Linked DNA regions of Homo sapiens: regions 1 and 2 are each linked to region 3. Evidence: chromatin loops called from intact Hi-C (ENCODE). Cell type or tissue: heart left ventricle. All regions are shown on one strand. Each heading gives the region's core, and the rest is flanking DNA. Links, peaks and the distances in the headings are about the cores only. Region 1 overlaps EIF3L (eukaryotic translation initiation factor 3 subunit L). Region 2 has its middle 12 kb from the start of MICALL1. Region 3 holds the start of MIR6820 (microRNA 6820).

Region 1 (6,169 bases), core at 380-5,379, 90 kb before region 3:
TCCCAAAGTGCTGGGGTTACATGCATGAGCCACTGCGCCTGGCCATGTGTGATTTCTAAAAAAATATTGGTTCTCTGAGTTATAAAGATCTTCCAAATGTTGACACATTTTATTACATTTTTTTAAAAAGTCAGATTTGTTACTTTTGCCACTGACATCAGGTAAGCATTTATTTGTAAGCTATAGAGCTTGTAGTGGCAGATACAAGTTTTACAAAATTCCATTTTTGCTTAATAGCTTGAATTTTTATTTATTTTGAGATGGGGTCTCACTCTGTCACCCTGGCTGAAGTGCGGTGGCACAATCATGGCTCACTGCATCCTCTACCTGCTGGGCTCAAGTGATCCTCCTACCTCAGCCTCCCAAGTAGCTAGGAACGCAGGTTTGCACCACCATACCTGGCTGATTTTTTTTTCTTTTTTTTTTGGTAGAAACAAGGTCTCACTTTGTTGCCCAGGCCAATCTTGAACTCATGGGATTTCATGTGTGAGCCACTGTGCCCAACCTTTGAACTGTTTTATAGGTAGCAAACACTGTCAGTTATTTTCTTTGAGGTATGACAGGTTTACTTCATTTTTGTGAAAATGTCTGCCCTTTTTTCCTTCTTTTTTTATTTTTATTTTTTTTGAGACAGAGTCTTGCTCTGTAGCCCAGGCTTGAGTGCAGTGGCACAATCTCTGCTCACTGCAACCTCCGCCTCCCAAGTTCAAGCAATTCTCCTGCCTCAGCCTCCCCAATAGCTGGGACTGCAGGTGTGCACCACCACACCCATCTAATTTTTGTATTTTTAGTAGAGACGGGGCTTCACCATGTTGGGCAGGCTGGGCTCAAACTCCTGACCTCAAGTGATACGTCCGCCTCGGCCTCCCAAAATGCTAGGATTACAGGCATGAGCTGCGCTCAGTTGCGTATCAGTTTTTTTTGTTTTTTTTTTTTTGAGGTGGAGTCTCGCTCTGTTGCCCAGGCTGGAGTGCAGTGGCGCAATCTGGGCTCACTGCAAGCTCCGCCTCCCGGGTTCATGCCATTCTCCTGCCTCAGCCTCCCAAGTAGCTGGGCTACAGGCGCCCACCACCATGCCCGGCTAATTTTTTGTATTTTTAGTAGAGACGGGGTTTCACCTAGCCAGGATGGTCTCGATCTCCTGACCTCGTGATCTGCCCACCTCAGCCTCCCAAAGTGCTGGGATTACAGGCGTGAGCCACCGCTCCCGACCTATGTATCAGTTGTTTTTTTCAAGTAAAAATGAAAAAAGAATTTTCTTTCTTTTTTTTGTCTTTTTTTTAGAACAGGGTCTCTCTGTTACCCAGGCCAAAATGCAGTAGCACTTCCATAGATCTCAGTCTCAAAAAACAAACAAACAAACAAAAAACAACTGATACAACAATCTCTGGTTATTCAGATATGGTACCTGGGCTCAAGCACATCCTCCCATCTCGGCCTCTCAAGTTGCTGGGATTAGAGGTCTAAGCCACCAAGCCTGGCTAAGGACTAGTTCTTTTAGTGCAAATGCATGGCAAGAAGCAATGCAGTGACTACTGGTACAATTTTGTGTCGTTGCCTGATTTATGCTTAAGTTGACAGTAATTTTACCCAACATAGTGTTTGCATCATGCAAAATTCAACTCAGTGGGAAGGGCAAGTAACATCTTAGTGTTGTTATTAGGAAAATAGCTTTGACCTCATGTGCTTTCTGAAAGGAGGAGTCTTCGTGGTTGTATTTTACTGATGAGAGGGGCCTTTGCATGTGTTGGGACCAAAAAAAAAATAAGCAAAATGAACTGCCATCCTGTAAGCAAATATTGGTAAATCGAAGATTAGCATAAGATTGGTTTTGCTGTTTCTTGGTATTCCTTTGAAGTTATTCCCCAGTTGTTGAGGGAAGCTTTCAAGGCTGGCAGTAGGTGAGATGCCTACTGAGTAACATTCAGAGGTCAGGTGTGCCTGCCTTTACCTGCCTCCTATCAGTATTCACGGTGTCTGTCTCTTTCAGGTGACCCTGAGAGTGTGGCTGGGGAGTATGGGCGGCACTCCCTCTACAAAATGCTTGGTTACTTCAGCCTGGTCGGGCTTCTCCGCCTGCACTCCCTGTTAGGAGATTACTACCAGGCCATCAAGGTGCTGGAGAACATCGAACTGAACAAGAAGGTGATGCCTATTGCCTCTGGCCCCTCTTGCCAGAGCCAGAATATCTATTTCTAGAGAACCACTCTGATCTCTTAGGACAAATTTCCAGGAGAGGAAAGAGGACTGTTCCCTCAGGCCATTGAAAGTTGAGACTAAAACTGGGCAAACAGCTGTGGTAAAAAGCTAGACCTGGACGATTTTGGTAGTTAACAACAGTTTTTTATTTTGTTTTCAAAATGGAATGATGATGGCAGCTTGCTCTGTCACCAGGCTGGAGTGCAGTGGTGTGATCTCAGCTCATTGCAACCTCCGTCTCCTGGGTTCAAGCGATTCCCCTGCCTCAGCCTCCTGAGTAGCTGGGACTACAGGCATGCGCCACCATGCCCAGCTAATTTTTTTTTTTTTTTTTTTTTTGTATTTTAGTAGAGTTGGGGTTTCACCGTGTTGGCCAAGATGGTCTCGATCTCCTGACCTCGTGATCCGCCTACCTCGGCCTCCCAAAATGCTGGGATTACAGGCGTGAGCCACCATGCCTGGCCCATGGCAGCTCTTTGCTCTTCACATTTTGCTAAAGGATTGAGAAGGCCAGACGCAGTGGCTCACACCTGTAATCCCAGCAGTTTGGGAGGCTGAGGCAGGTGGATTACTTGAGGTCAGGAGTTCGAGACCAGCCTGGCCAACATGGTGAAACCCTGTCTCTGTTGAAAATACAAAAAAAAAAAAAACTAGCTGGGTATGGTGGTGGGCACTTGTAATCCCAGCTACTCAGGAGGCTGAGGTAGGAGAATCACTTGAACCTGGGAGGCAGAGGTTGCAGTGAGCCGAGATCACACCATTGCACTCCAGCCTGGGCAACAGAACAAGACTCTGTCCCAGAAAAAAAAAAAGAATTAAGTAAAGATGTAATTCTAAGATGGTATGTTCATTGATACATGGTTAGCTGTTGTGTTCTTCCTAACCACAGAAAAATATTACAGATAATTTTTATTTGGTGTTTGGCTCATGTGCATGTATGTGTTTCTGTCTTCCCTGTCCAAAAGGACTTAATTGAAAAAGCAAGGAAAAATAACAAAACTGAGATGTATAGCATTTTAGAGCTGAAGGAGATTTTAGGGATTACCTGATCCAGAACCTTCTTGTTTACAGCTAAAAAAATGGATTCCTCAAAACATACAACTTAATTGATGAATAGGAAGATCCGCTCTCAAACTCTGGGACTCCAGAGCTTCCTCTGGATAGTTGAGGGCCTCTGCAGGGAAAACTCTTGGTGTTTCTACCTCTGGTTCTATCTAGGATGAATTGGGACTCATGAATGTTTGTTCTACCTCCTTCTACAGAGTATGTATTCCCGTGTGCCAGAGTGCCAGGTCACCACATACTATTATGTTGGGTTTGCATATTTGATGATGCGTCGTTACCAGGATGCCATCCGGGTCTTCGCCAACATCCTCCTCTACATCCAGAGGACCAAGAGCATGTTCCAGAGGACCACGTACAAGTATGAGATGGTAAGGGGGACTCTGCCTGCCACCAGTGGCCTTTCTAATCAGGGGGATCCTTGGCACCTATGCCAACCATTCTTGGTAAACACCATCCAAAATATTGCACTTTTAAGCCAGGAGTTCAAGACTGTAGAGCGCTCTGTGATTGTGCCTACTAATAGATCACCCAGCTGGAGTGCAGTGACGCAGTCACAGCTCACGTCAGCCTCAACCTCCTGGGATCAGGCGATCATCCTACCTTAGTCTTCCGAATAGCTGGGCTTAAAGGCGCACACAACAACACCGGCTAATTTTTTTTTTTTTTTTTTTTTTTTTTTGAGACGAAGTCTCTGTCACCCAGGCTGGAGTACAGTGGTGCAATCTCAGCTCACTGCAACCTCCGCTTCCTGGGTTCAAGTGATTCTCCAGCCTTAGCCTCCTGAGTAGCTGGGACTACAGACGCGTGCCACCATGTCCAGCTAATTTTTGTATTTTTAGTAGAGATGGGGTTTCACTATTTGGCCAGGCTGGTCTCGAACTCCTGACCTCAGGCGATCCATCCACCTCAGCCTCCCAAAGTGCTGGGATTACAGGCGTGAGCCACCACGCCCAGCCAAAATGAACTTTTAATGGCTAGCATACTCTTAGGAGTTTCTGTTGTGATGCCTGTTACCTCAGATCATTAACATCTTGATGATAAGGACTTGATGATAATATCTTTTGTTTCAGTTATATCCTCCAGCAGTGCCTACATTTATTTATTCAGCATCAGTATGCTGAGTGTTCACTGGGTTCTAAATGTTTTGATATAAGGTGTGGATATTGGTGGGAAGGAGGATGGGTTCAAGAATTGGGAGGAGCTTCCTAGGCAGAGAATATCATGAGCAAAGTGGTTGAGACTTGAAAGTGTGGTGATGCAGCCGCACAATAAACTGTTCTGGCTGGAGGGCAAGTAGGTAGTAGGAATTGGGTTATTAGATTCTGAGAACCTTCATTAACCCAGGTAAAGTATAGTCCTGTGTCATTTGATGCTGCAGATACATTCTGAGAAATGCATCATTTGGTGATTTTGTTGTGTGAACATCATAGAATGTACTTACACAAACCTAGATGGGATAACCTACTACATACCCGGGCTACATGGTATAGCCTATGGCTCCTTGGCTACAAACGTCTAGAACATATTACTGTACTGAATACCATAGGCAGTTGTAACACAAAGGTATTTGTGTATCTAAGATACAGTAAAAATACAGGATTATAATCTTGCAGGATCACCATCCTATATGTGGCCCATGGCCCGTTGTTGACTGAAACGCTGTTGCACGGCACATTACTATTTAGTCTATATTTCTGTCGTCATCAAGGTTGCATCAAAGGTTTTGGGTAACTCGATCCTAACTGTGTAAAAGGATTGACCTGCTAGTGATGTGTGGGACAAACTGGAGAGACTAAGACAGAGGTGCCAGTAAGGAATCCAGAAGATGGCTAAGGAGGATCTGGAGCTAGGATGGAAGTTAGGTAGATCTAGAGGGAGGATTGGAAGAGATGTTGGGGAAGTTCAATGGCTGGTATGAAACAACTGGGTAAGTCAAAGATCTGTGCAGAGAATGGTGAGGCCAGTTGGCAGTGGGGACCTCAGGAAGTCCGTCTCATTTGACCCAGTACCACTCTCCACCCCATCCCCAGATTAACAAGCAGAATGAGCAGATGCATGCGCTGCTGGCCATTGCCCTCACGATGTACCCCATGCGTATTGATGAGAGCATTCACCTCCAGCTGCGGGAGAAATATGGGGACAAGATGTTGCGCATGCAGAAAGGTGACCCACAAGTCTATGAAGAACTTTTCAGTTACTCCTGCCCCAAGTTCCTGTCGCCTGTAGTGCCCAACTATGATAATGTGCACCCCAACTACCACAAAGAGCCCTTCCTGCAGCAGCTGAAGGTGTTTTCTGATGAAGTACAGCAGCAGGCCCAGCTTTCAACCATCCGCAGCTTCCTGAAGCTCTACACCACCATGCCTGTGGCCAAGCTGGCTGGCTTCCTGGACCTCACAGAGCAGGAGTTCCGGATCCAGCTTCTTGTCTTCAAACACAAGATGAAGAACCTCGTGTGGACCAGCGGTATCTCAGCCCTGGATGGTGAATTTCAGTCAGCCTCAGAGGTTGACTTCTACATTGATAAGGTATGCCTGTCCCCTGGGCTTGGGGTCTTGTATTAAGTGTTCAGTATCTTTCATTCACTATTGTGGGCACATGAAGTATATCGGGGAACAAAAAGATTCCTGGCCTTGTGGTGCTGCCACAAGGTGCCAGGTGTGGTGGCTCATGCCAGTAATACTAGTACTTTAGGGGAGGCTGGGGTGGGAGGATCACTCTAGCCCAGGAGTTCAAGACCAGCCTGGGCAACGTAGTGAGACCTTTTCTCTATTAAAAAAAAAAAAAAAAAAACACAAGAGATAAACAATAGATGGTTTTGTTTTGGTTTTTTTTTTGAGATGGAATTTCGCTCTCGTTGCCCAGGCTAGAATGTGATGGCACGATCTCGGCTCACCGCAACCTC
Region 2 (6,118 bases), core at 1-5,000, 72 kb before region 3:
GTTTTGTTTTTGTTTTTGTTTTTGAGATGGAATCTCGCTCTGTCGCCCAGGCTGGAGTGCAGTGGTGCAATCTCAGCTCACTGCAACCTCCACCTTCTGGGTTCAAGAGATTCTCCTGCCTCAGCCTCCTGAGTAGCTGGGACTACAGGCACCATTTCTCCTGCCTCAGCCTCCTGAGTAGCTGGGACTACAGGCACCCACGACCACACCTTGCTAATTTTTATATTTTTTTAGTAGAGATGGTATTTTGCCATGTTGGCCAGGCTAGTCTCAAACTCCTGACCTCAGGTGATCTGCCTGCCTCAGCCTCCCATAGTGATGGTATTACAGGCGTGAGCCACTGTGCCCAGCCAGCATGACCTTATTTGGAAGAAGGTCTTAATGGTTGTAAGTTAAAGATCTCAAAATTAGATCATTGTGCTTGCTTTAGCAGCACATGTACCAAAATTGGAATGATGCAGTTTAGCATGGCCCCTGTGCAAGGATGACATGCAAATTTGTGAAGTGTTCCCATGTATTAAAAATACATTTTTAAAAATGAGATCATTCTGGATTATCCAGGTAGGCACTAAATCCAATGACAAGTGTCATGAGAGACACTGAGGAAAGAGACAGGAGGAGAAGGCCACGTGAAGACAGGCTGATGGAGTTAGCAGGCACAAGCTAAAGAATGTGCGGGGCCACTGGGAGCTGGAAGAGGCAGGGATGGCTTCTCCCCTGGAGCCTCTGGTTTTGGACTCGTGGCTTCTGGAACCGTAAGAGGAGAAATCTCTGTTGTTTAAGTCCCAAGTCTGTGATAGAGCAGCCCCAGGCAGGAATTGAATGCATTGCCTCCTGTGTATCAAGCCATTGGAGGATTCAGGGACAGAAAGCTGGGTCCTTTTCTACGAGCAAACCAGCCAGGCACTGATAGGCAAGGGGGAAGTCGGGACGTGGGAAAAGACCGAATTCCTGTCTTCAGACTCAAATTCTAATGGTTGAAGACAGGTGATAAGCCATATTTAGTGTGTTGGATGGTGGTATGTGTTGTAGAGAAAAATCGAAGGCAGGAGTTTCTATTGTGAATAGGATAGTCAGGGACCACACTGATTGGCGTCATTTGAGCAGAGACCTGAAGACATTAGGAGGGGGATGGTGCAAGTATGTGAGGCAAGAGCTCTCCAGGAAAAAAACTGCAAGTACAAAGGTCCTGAGGCCACAGCATGTTTTATATGTGGAGCAAATGGAGCAAGAAGGCCAGCTGGAGCAGAAGGTAGCAAGGAGGAAGAGGCCAGATCCTGGAATGAGGCTCCAGGTTGTATGTAAGGCCTTGTAGAAGACAGGAAGGACCGACTTTGAATCTCAGTGAGGTGGGAAGCCATCCTTCACCAGAGAGGTTGCAGAACTTGTCCAAGTTCCCAGAGCTAAAGGATGGAGCCAGGATTTTATTTATTTTTTGGGACAAGAGTTTCGCTCTATTACCCAGACTGGAGTGCAGTGGCACAAGCTTGGCGCACTGCAGTGCAACCTCTGCCTCCTGGGCTCAAGTGATCCTCCTGTCTCAGCCTCCAAATTAACTGGGACCACAGGCATACACCACCATGCCCAGCTAATTTTTTATAGTTTTGTTTGTATAGATGGTGTTTTGCCATGTTGCCCAGACTGCTCTTGAACTGAGCTTAAGCAGTCCACCTGCCTTGGCCTCCCAAAATGCTGGGATTATAGGCATGAGCCACTGTGCCCGGGCCCAAAGGAATTTTTAAAAAGCAGCCTCTAGTTATAAGTCCAAACATTTGTAGAGCTCTTGGTAGCTTTCCAAGCCGTCCTTCATCTGTTGCCTTGTTGGAACCGAATGAGTGGCCCAGTGCCAGCCAGGGCTCCTTACCCCCCACTCCCTGGCTACCACATGGTTCCTTGGTGCAGGGAGGTTGCTGTGCATTGATTCCTCCTAAAGAATGTCTCATGCTTTGTCCACTATGCCCTGACATTTGGTGATGGTGGCTTGCAGGAACTCCGACTCAACTGGGCAGCCCCCTGGGTTAATGTGTTTTGAATTCAATGCCAGTTTCATAGTTCATGTCATAGTTCTCTATCATTACAATTATGCCAGGTCCAAGTGTGTTGTCTGACACGGCTCTTGGCACTCTTTTTGCTGTGAGGCCATTGCAGGCACTCTGGGTCACACAGACCCAGTGTGTATGAGTGCCTGGCTTGGGGCCATCTCCCAGCAGCTTGGTCCAGGCTCAGCAGCCAGGCCAGGCAGCTAGCAACCCCTGTGAGGGGGCAGGCACAGCTGGACTCTGCCTGGCACCACTCGCGGAATGCACAGCATTCATCAGCTGTGGCCAGCTCAGGATTTTTATTCCATCAGAGCAGAATAACCAGGTTCATGATCCCCCCCATGCTAAGGAGAGCAAGGGCTTTGTTATCGGGGAATGGGGAGCTCTGGGTGGTACCAGTTTCCAGAAGTTTCTCCACCAGCAAGAGAAGGGGGCAGAGCAAAGTGTGTAGGCTTGGACTTCCTTGGACCCTGGTCTGAGTCCTGACTGCCACATACCAGCTGAGCCAAGTTGCGTAGTTTTCAGTGCCTCACCTTTCTCTAAAATGGGGTTAGCGCCTGCCTCAGAATTGTTCTGTGCACCAAATTATGTAAAGTTCTTAGCAAATCACCTGGCAGTAGTGTGTGATAAGGGGAGGAGGGCCTTACTAAAACACTTGGGTAGAGTGTGTGATAAGGGGAGGGAGGCCATTGTTACCTGGCCATGACCTTGGCCTCCAGAGCCGTAGAGCTATAGATGACTGAGGCAGGTCATGTGTGGAACAGCCCGGCTACTTCCTGGTGGAGCTGGGACTGGAAACCTCCAGACTCCCCCCTGGGGCTCTCTTAACTGCTCCAAGGACCAAAGAGAAGGCCTGTTTAGACAGTGTGGAGGCCCATTCACAGAGGCCAGGGCACTTGTCTAGAGCAGCCAGCCACGGAGGAGCTGGGCCCCACGCACAGTGTCGGCAGCAGGCATGAGGGGAGAATTGGAGAGATTGGGAGGTTGCAGAGGACAGGACTTGGATGTGGCAGCTGAGTGGATGTGGAGGCTGTAGGGAAGTGAGATGCCCAGTTCTCAGGCTGTCTGAGATGGGGGTTGGTGGCTGGAGCAGGTTTGGGACTGGAGGAGGTAAGTGCAAGTGGGTAAGGAACAGGAGTTTGAGGAGCCTGTGGGACGTCCAGGTGGAGGTGCCCAGGGCCTAACAATTTGGGCAGAGGCAATGAACAGCTGGGGCTGGAACCCTGGTCTCCAGGCCCCTAGGCTAGAGCTGGTTCCTCCTCAGACAAGTCCCTGGTGGGCTTGGCACACTTATTCTTTTTTTTTTTTTTTTTTTTTTGAGATGGAGTTTTGTCCCTGTTGCGCAGGCTGGAGTGCAATATCATGATCTCAGCTCACTGCAACGTCCACCTCCCAGGTTCAAGCGATTCTCCTGCCTCAGCCTCCTGAGTAGCTGGGATTACAGGTGCCTGCCACCATGCCTGGCTAATTTTTGTATTTTTAGTAGAGACGGGGTTTTGCCATGTTGGCCAGGCTGGTCTTGAACTCCTGATCTCAGGTGATCTGCCTGCCTTGGCCTCCTGAAGTGCTGGGATTACAGGTGTGAGCCACTGCGCCCAGCCTGGGCTTGGCACACTTCTTTCCACACAGTCCCCCTCTCTGCATCCTTCTCCTACACTGGATTGTGAGTCCAAGTTGGGGGCGTGGGGTGCTTTTCCTCCTATGATCGCCTTGACCATAGGTGGCTCCGGATGGCTTCATCTTCTAAATGAGGCAGTGGGACTAGCCGCTGTCTGGGGGCTGCAGCCCTGCATTCTAGAATTCTGGGTGACATCCTAAGGATCTAAATGGATCTAATAGGAGGAAAGAGGCAGCACTTGGGAGCAATGACCCTTTCGGTAAAGCGATTCTGTTGAATGAATGGTGAATGCAAGAGGAAGTAAGTGAATAAGGATTGAATGCAACAATATCAGTATAGGAATAAGGCTGGAGTGTGCCTTAAATCCTGTCTGGAATGTAGCGGCACAGATGAATTGATGAATGGATGTACTCTCCAGCCCAGCCTTTAGCCAGGGAAAGCCGTGGTGCCCACGCTGGCTCTTGCTAACAGTGGCCTCCCGTCCCCACCCCCAGCCTGCCCTGCAGACTGGATATAGGCTGGAGTGGCTGTGGCCCGGGTCAGGAACTGGCCTCCAATGTGGGGGAAGGGCATCAAGAAGAAGCTGAGAGGGAGGCAAGGGAAAGGTCCAAAGCCTGATCAGCAAGTTCCTGAGATTTTCCCGAAGGAGAGGGCTAGGGGAAGCAGCAACTTGTCTTGGTTCCTGTGGCTCCACATTCCTGTCAAGCCTGCAGCTGAAAGACCTGGCTTTTCTTTCTTTCTGGCCCCACCCTGCCCCTATCCAGCCACTTGATTAAGATCAAGTTATCTCCTTCACGCCCTGACTCCCACCCCTACTTTCTTACCTGGGGCCAGTGGATCCTGAGAGGGTGGACTTCACTCTCTAGTCATGGTTGGGAAGTGGAAGGGAGTCTAGGTTCAAACCCTGACGCTGCCCCTTGAAACTGGAAAATTCCAGGCACTTGGCTTAACTTCTCTGAGCCTCTGCTTTGTCATAGTCAAATGAGGAGAGTAATTCTCCCCTATCTAGGTCTTTCTAAGTGTCAACATAGGCCTGGCACAGTGGCTCATGCCTGTAATCCCAACACCTTGGGAGGCTGAGGTGGGAGGATTGCTTAGGCCTAGGAGTTTGAGACCAGCCTGGACAAGATAACGAGACCCTGTCTCTACAAAAATAAAAATAAAAAAATGAGGGCTGGGCGCAATGGCTCACACCTGTAATCCCAGCACTTTGGGAGGCCGAGGTGGGCAGATCACGAGGTCAGGAGATCAAGACCATCCTGGCTAACACAGTGAAACCCCGTCTCTACTAAAAATACAAAAAAATTAGCCAGGCATGGTGGCAGGCGCCTGTAGTCCCAGCTACTAGGGAGGCTGAGGCAGGAGAATGGCGTGAACCTGGGAGGCAGAGCTTACAGTGAGCCGAGATGGCGCCACTGCACTCCAGCCTGGGCAACAGAGCGAGACTCTGTCCTAAAAAAATAAATTAATTAAATTAAATTAAAAAATTAGCCAGGCGTGGTGGTGCATGCCTATAGTCCTTGCCACTTGGGAATCTAAGTCGGGAGGATTGCTTGAGCCGAGTTCAAAGTTACAGTGAGCTATGATCACACCACTGTACTCCAGCCTGAGCGACAGAGCAAGACCCTGTCCCTAAACAATACATAAATCCGAGCATAGTGAACTCGGGTATGATATAGGTGTTTGGGATGACTCATATCCATCCCGGGTGTATTGTATCACCTGGGGATAAGTTGTGCCCTGTCTAACCCCTGCTCTATTTAGAGGAAAGAGCAGCTCACTCCCAGAATTTCAACACAAGCCTCACTTTCTGTTTCTAACAGGAAGAGCTGCCTGGCTCACAACACCATATACATATGACCTCAGGTAGCTGGGAGACAAACAGGCCTCTTCCGGTGTCTGACAGCCCCTTCCTTGCCACTCAGGCCTCAGAGGAGAGGCTACCTTCCTGTGTCAGGAAGGCTCAGAAACTGTTTCCCACTCTGCCTGCCTTTGCCTGCAGAGCAGGCCAGATTGATACTGAGGGGGTAGTAGGGAGGGCTCTAGCTCCCCCACCCCAAATAATCTGGCACCCCCTAAACCTACAGCCAAATCATAAGCAGTGGGCTTAACCTACAGCCAAATCATAAACAATGGGCTTGCTATGCAGACCAAATTCTAAGTCAAGTAAAATAAAAGTCAGGACTCAGCCTAGCTGTTTGTTGTTGTCATTGTTGTTGTTGTTTTGCCCAGGCTGGAGTGAAGTGGTGCAATCTCGGCTCACTGCAACCTCTGTTCCCTAGATTCAAGCAATTCAGCCTCCCGAATAGCTAGCTAGGATTATAGGCTCTAGTCTCCTTCCCTTTCTTCCTGCCAAATTTCTGCCCCTGAGCTCCTCCTATAGAGTGACAGGAGCCCAACTATTAGGGCCTTGAATACTACATTAGCACCCAAACATCAATCCTGCTGGCCTGCTGGAAAA
Region 3 (6,169 bases), core at 504-5,503:
GTTGCCTCCTCTAGTCCTGTAGGGGTAAAGATGACCATCATGTCTACTTCAATAAAGGGTTTTATGGGTGGACAACATTGTTCTCCCCCATTCCTCAGTAGCGGACCTCTTCTCAGCCTGGTTGCACTCCTTGCTCTTATGCATGGCATTAGAGCCACACCCAGTGTGACAGCCATACCCAATATGCCACCAACGTCAGGATCCTCTGGGCCTGCACCATCAACTATGGTAGCCATGAACTGTATGTGTCCATTTACATTAAGTACAATTAAATAAAATTAGAAATTCAGTTTCTTTCTCACTAGCCAGCCACACTTCTTTTTCTTTTATTTATTTATTTAATTTTTTTTGAGACGGAGTCTTGCTCTGTCACCCAGGCTGGAGTGCAGTGGCACAGTCTTGGCTCACTGCAAGCTCTGCCTCACGGGTTCACGCCATTCTCCTGCCTCAGCCTTCCCAGTAGCTGGGACCACAGGCACCTGCCACCACGCCCGGCTAATTTTTTGTAGTTTTAGTAGAGATGGTGTTTCACCGTGTTAGCGAGGATGGTCTCGATCTCCTGACCTTGTGATCTGCCTGCCTCGGCCTCCCAAAGTGCTGGGATTACAGGCGTGAGCCACTGCGCCCAGCCTATTTATTTTTTTTTGAGAAGGAGTCTCACTCTGTCACCCAGGCTGGAGTGCAGTGGTGTGATCTTGGCTCACTGCATCCTCCGCCTCCCGGGTTCAAGTGATTCTCCAACCTGAGCTTCCCGGGTAGCTGGGATTACAGGCACCCGCCACCACGCCTGGCTAATTTTTGTATTTTTAGTAGGGACGGGGTTTCACCATGTTCGTTGGCCAGGCTGGTCTTGAACTCCTGATCTCAGGTGATCCTCCTGCCTCAGACTCCCAAAGTACTGGGATTACAGGCATGAGCCACCACGCCCAGCCTTTTCTTTTATTTTTTTAGAGACAGTTTGGCTCTATCACCCGGGCTGGAGTGCAGTGGTGCTATCATAGCTCACTGCAGCCTCAAAACTTCTAGGCTTAAGTGATCTTCCCACTTCAGCCTCCCAGGTAGCTAGGACTACAGGCTAATGCCACCACACGTGGCTAATGTCTTAATTTTTTGTAGAGACAGGGTCTCACAAAAAGACTCCTGGCTTCCAGTGATCCCCCTGCTTCAGCCTCCAAAGTGCTGGGATTACAACTAGCCACATTTCAAGTGTGTTCAGTAGCCACATGTGGCTACTGGTTACCATAAAGGATAGCACAGGGGGATAGGACATTTCTGTCATTGCAGAGCATTCTATGGGGCACACTAATATAGGCTAAAAGTGGCCCAGTAGAAAGAAGAATTCATAAGTTATTTTTAAAACAAATAGACTGCTTATTTGCAAGTTAAACAGTCTTTCAGCACTGAAGAAAGATACTGCATTAGCACTTGATAGGATGCTGAGATGATTAAAGATGTAGTCCCAGCCGGGCGCGGTGGCTCACGCCTGGAATCCGAGCACTGTGGGAGGCCAAGGTGGGCGGATCACCTGAGGTCAGGAGTTCGAGAGCAGCCTGGCCAACATGGTGAAACCCCGTCTCTACTAAAAATACAAAAATTAGCCGGGTGTGGTGGCGCGCGCCTATAATCCCAGCTACTCGGGAGGCTGAGGCAAGAGAATCGCTTGAACCTGGGAGGCGGAGGTTGCACTGAGCCAAGATCGTGCCACTAATCCAGCCTGGGTGACAGAGTGAGACTCTGTTACCAAAAATAATTAAAAAAAAAAAAAAAGACATAATCCCCAGTCCTCCAGGTGTTTTCTGGTGGGGGAGATAGACCTGTGCACAGGTACCCACAACCCAAGGCAGATGCGAGTGGTGCTTTATGAAAGGTACAAAGAGAGTTATTGCAGAGGTGACTGGGAAAGCCTTGTGAAGGGATTAGAATTCTAGTGGGGACAGGTAAAGAGAGTTGGTTTTGTGGGTACTCCAGGTGCCAGAAACAGCCCAAGGAAAGGTCCAGGTGGAGGCAGGCAGTTGTGGATTTGTGATGAGGGATCATAAGCAGCTTGGGGCATAAGGCTGGAGAAGATGACACTGGTCCTGTGAGTGACAGGTTCAGAAGATTAGAGTTCATTTGGTGGGCAGTGTGCAGCACTTAAAGGTTTTGAGGCCAACATCCAGCATCCAGGCCACTCATAAATCCAAGTGTCCTGTTTTTCTTTTCTTTCTTTCTTTCTTTTTTTTTTTTTTTTGAGATGGAGTTTTGCTCTTGTTGCCCAGGCTGGAGTGCAATGGCATGATCTTGGCTGATTGCAACCTCTGCCTCCTGGGTTCAAGGAATTCTCCAGCCTCAGCCTCCTGAGTAGCTGGGATTACAGGCACACGCCACCATGCCTGGCTAATATTTTGTATTTTTAGTAGAGACGGTGTTTCACCATGTTGGTCGGGCTGGTCTTGAACTCGTGACCTCAGGTGATTCACCTGCCTTGGCCTCCCGAAGTGCTGGGATTACAGGCGTGAGCCACTGTGCCCAGCCAAGTGTCCTGTTTTTCTTGGGGAGCAAAGCTTGATCCAGCTCATTCCAGTCTTTAGTGCTCTTTCCACTTAAGGGCTATGACACCATCTGGTGGCTCCTTGCCTGCTGTAAGCTCTTGTACAGCCATAATGGGACTCTGCACTTGGTAGGTGCAGGTGGAGTCTCACTCTGTCACCTAGGCTGGAGTGCAGTGGTGCCATCTCGGCTCACTGCAACCTTCACCTCCTGGTTCAAGCGATTCTCATGCCTCAGCCTCTCGAGTATCTGGGACTACAGGCATGTGCCACCACGGCCGGCTAATTTTTTGTATTTTTAGTAGAGACGGGGTTTCACCATGTTGGCCAGGCTGGTCTCAAACTCCTGACCTCAGGTGATTCACCTGTCTCAGCCTCCCAAAGTGCTGTGATTAGAGGCGTGAGCCACTGCACCTGGCCAGAACAACTGTTTGTTGGGTAGGTTTTGGATGGGGTTTCAGTCTGGTTCATTAGCACCACCTGGTGGCTGATGATGTTTGTCACATCTACTTCTTAACTGGATGGTTGATGTGTTTCTCTGTAGAAGCCATGGTGCAAGAAAAATTAAATTACTTAAGGACACATTCTTGCACATTCCATGTGCATAATAGGTGCGGAATGAGTGAATGCCCTTGAATTATTTATATTTTGAAAGAAAGCAGGCACATGCAGATCAGGTATTTTGCCACATTCTTTAAAGCTTTATATTTTGGGAAAGTTTAAATACTTATTAAGAGAGGATATAGGGAAAGTTAAATACTTCATCTCTGCCCTTGGGAAATTTTCAGGCTTTTGGGAGTAATATAAATCGAAATATTTAGTAATAAAATTAGTAAGCTGGTAGCTCTCAGACTAGCTGATTATCAGAATCATCTGGGCAGTTTTGCAAATGCAGGCTCTCAGGCCGCTTCACTAGAGATTCTATTCCGGGGGTCTGGGGAAGGACCCAGGAACCTGTATTTTTTAGCATGCTCTCCTGTTAATTCTGGATTTGTTGGTGTGAACCTGAGCTGGAATCATCAGGGGTGGCTTCCTAGAGGAGATGGGCCTAGAATTGGCATCCCTTTGCTTGGTGGTAGAGTCCCCACTGTGGGCCAAGTGTTATGCTGGGGGCTGGGCCTCCGTGGTGAATCACATGTGGTTCTGGGCCACTAGGAGCTCATGGTCTAATGTGGAAAGTTTCCAAACAAGTAGTTACAGTTCAATGAGATTGGTGCCAAGAAAAGTATATGCAAAATGAGTCCAGGTACTGAAGAGTCAGCACACGATTTCCAGGGTGGAGACATCTGAACCTCTCGCAGGTTTTTAGGGAGAGGAAGAGCTTGTAAGAGCACACAAAAGGGAAACAACATGGCGCATCTAGGGAACCAGAAATAGTTTGGTATGGCTGGAATGTGGAGTAAATACAGGAAAGTAGCACGGGACTGTGCTAGGAAGGCAAACAGGGACCAGACTGCACTCTGGCCTGATAGCCAAGGGGAGTCATGACAGTGTTGTAAGCAGGTGAGCCCCCTGACTGCTGGCCTCAGGTGAAGGGTGGGGAGGGCTGGGCAGGAAGGGCAGGGCCTCTACTGAGGTGTTGTGTCTATAGAGAATGGAAATGATGCCGGGCATGGTGGCTCATGCCTTTCATCCCAGCAATCTGGAAGGCTGAGGCAGGCGGATTGCTTGAGCCCAGGAGTTCGAGACCAGCCTGGGCAACATGGCGAAATGTTAATTTCACCCATCTATACAAAAAATAAAAAAATTAGCATAGCTGGTGGTGTATGCCTGTAGTCCCAAGCAGGAGAATTGCTTGAGCCTGGGAGGTGGAGGTTGCAGTGAGCCACGATCTCCCCATTGCACTCCAGTCTGGGCAATGGGAGTGAAACCTTGTCTCCAAAAAGTAGAGAGAGAAAATAGAAATTGAAATGAGGTGCACTGGGCACTGAGGCAAGGCTCTGGGGTTGGAGCAGTTAGAATGGTGTGCCTTTGCACATGTCTCCCTTTCCACCAGGACATTCTGCTGTGGCCGCTGGACTCCGGAGTCTGTGATAGGCCTCTGCCAGGGAAGATCTCTGGCAGTGCCCCTACACACCACTCCCTACTGTGCCTGCCTACCTAGAAGATGACGTTTCTAGGTGGGGACCAGGATGCCGTTCCACCCTCACTGCCTGTTGGGCCCTTCTCCCTGGGTTTGTAGTCTCCCTAACACCTGTCCCTATCCCTACAGGATGTGTGCCCCTGTGATGGTGGAGCTGGAGGGGGAGACAGATCCTCTGCTCATTGCCATGAAGGAACTCAAGTAAGTCACTCAAATCATGGTTCACTTCTCCAAATCTCTGGGAGGCATCTGTTGGGCTCTCTGTTGCACCCTTTGCTCCCACTTGCCTGGCTGGAGAAGTTGATGCTTATTCCTACAGATCCTTAGGAACAGCTCACCAGGAAGTAGGAGGAAGAGAGAAGAGGAGGCAGGGAAAGTGGGAGGGCACTGATGAGACATGGACGTCTTCTGGCTGTTGGAATTTCCCTGTTCCTGCTGCAGGAGGCCTTACCAATATTCTGTCATTCTTCCCCCTCTTGTCTGATATAAAAACTTTCTTTTTCTTGTAATTGCTTTCTTACAAAGTACACTCATCAGCCCCAAGAGGCTGCTCCTAAGACTTCTCTTTGCTTGTGTTTTGCACACAATCTGTTCCTTCTGCGGCAGAGCTGGGGTCACCAGCCCTCATGTACTTGTGACTTCTCCCCTGCCACAGGGCCCGAAAGATCCCCATCATCATTCGCCGTTACCTGCCAGATGGGAGCTATGAAGACTGGGGGGTGGACGAGCTCATCATCACCGACTGAGCTGGAGTCATCTTCCTGCCCTTGCCCCATGCCCAATTTTCATTCTCACTTTATATGTGTAAATAATAAAATATTCAACTTTCCAACCCCCTTCCCCTCTGCTTATCTGCAATGTCACCACCTGTTGCTTCCCCGTTACCGCCATGCTGCGTGGAGCATGCACCTATTCCAGTGGCCCTGTGACTGTCAGCTCCTTAAGAAGCACCAGGGGCCCTTAGCCCCTTTGGATCCCCCACATCCTTCCCTCCATCTCCCTGTTCCCCAGAGCAAAGGCTGCTGCAGGGGAGACACCTCAGCTGCCTTCCAAGCAGACAGACAAGTCTTTGTGCCCAGGGAGCTGGTTGCCACGGAAACCCCCAATTTCCTTTCCAGTGGGGACTGGCTGCAGGGGCTTCTCCCTTCTCAGGAGTATCACAGAGCAGGTCTCATCAAGCCACCCATTGTTTCCTAAGGACCTGCTTCGAGCCTCTTATCGTGGGCTCGGATCCCCTTTCAGGAGCAGTGCCCCAGCAGGAAGCGTGGGGGTGTGCTGATCTCCCACCCTCCCCAGGCAGAGCCCTGCTGGGCAAGTCAGCAGCTGGAGCAAGGACCGAGCACCTGCCTACCCCTGCCCCCATGGCTCTGTCCCCACTCCTCCTCAGGACTCTGCCCACACGCTGTCCTCTGTGGCCCACCTCTTTGGTGTGCCACACCCATGCCTTCTTCCTAGCCTCTATAAGATATCCTTTCCCTCCTATTTGGGGCTGGTGATCCCCTGAGGCCTTGGGGACATGGTGCTGGGGTGGTGGTGCTCCTGGGTTCCAGGTGTTACA

The links. Hi-C counts contacts between places; a loop is a spot of excess contacts. Peaks named below come from ENCODE experiments on the same cell type or tissue, not always from the same donor. Only the 100,000 strongest peaks of a DNase experiment are listed, where the experiment ranks them.
Region 1: it touches region 3 in a loop (2.2-fold over the local background); 33 of 110 quality-filtered maps call a loop at or near these places.
Region 2: a loop joins it to region 3, with 2.4 times the contacts of the local background. A loop is called at or near these places in 44 of 110 quality-filtered maps.

The regions. Positions count from the first base shown.
Region 1 is chr22:37,872,380-37,878,548 of GRCh38, forward strand. It overlaps EIF3L (eukaryotic translation initiation factor 3 subunit L), which reads left to right. Exons shown (of 13, transcript NM_016091.4): 9 at 1,991-2,145; 10 at 3,462-3,632; 11 at 5,295-5,792. Among named protein-coding and RNA genes, the nearest start is that of EIF3L, 26 kb to the left of the region's middle. In heart left ventricle, for the core only: no CTCF peak of the experiment used is centred there; no DNase peak of the experiment used is centred there.
Region 2 is chr22:37,890,930-37,897,047 of GRCh38, forward strand. It overlaps the pseudogene RNU6-900P. Among named protein-coding and RNA genes, the nearest start is that of MICALL1, 12 kb to the right of the region's middle. RefSeq lists an enhancer at 3,668-4,312. In heart left ventricle, for the core only: no CTCF peak of the experiment used is centred there; DNase peaks (open chromatin) are centred at 1,847 and 2,192.
Region 3 is chr22:37,962,359-37,968,527 of GRCh38, forward strand. It overlaps POLR2F (RNA polymerase II, I and III subunit F), which reads left to right. Exons shown (of 5, transcript NM_021974.5): 4 at 4,741-4,812; 5 at 5,267-6,169. The coding sequence ends at 5,357. It overlaps MIR6820 (microRNA 6820), which reads left to right and starts at 5,205; the gene lies at 5,205-5,266. RefSeq lists enhancers at 2,548-3,047, 5,281-5,781, 6,164-6,169. In heart left ventricle, for the core only: CTCF peaks have their summits at 3,014 (motif pointing left) and 3,213; no DNase peak of the experiment used is centred there; H3K27ac peaks cover 943 bases.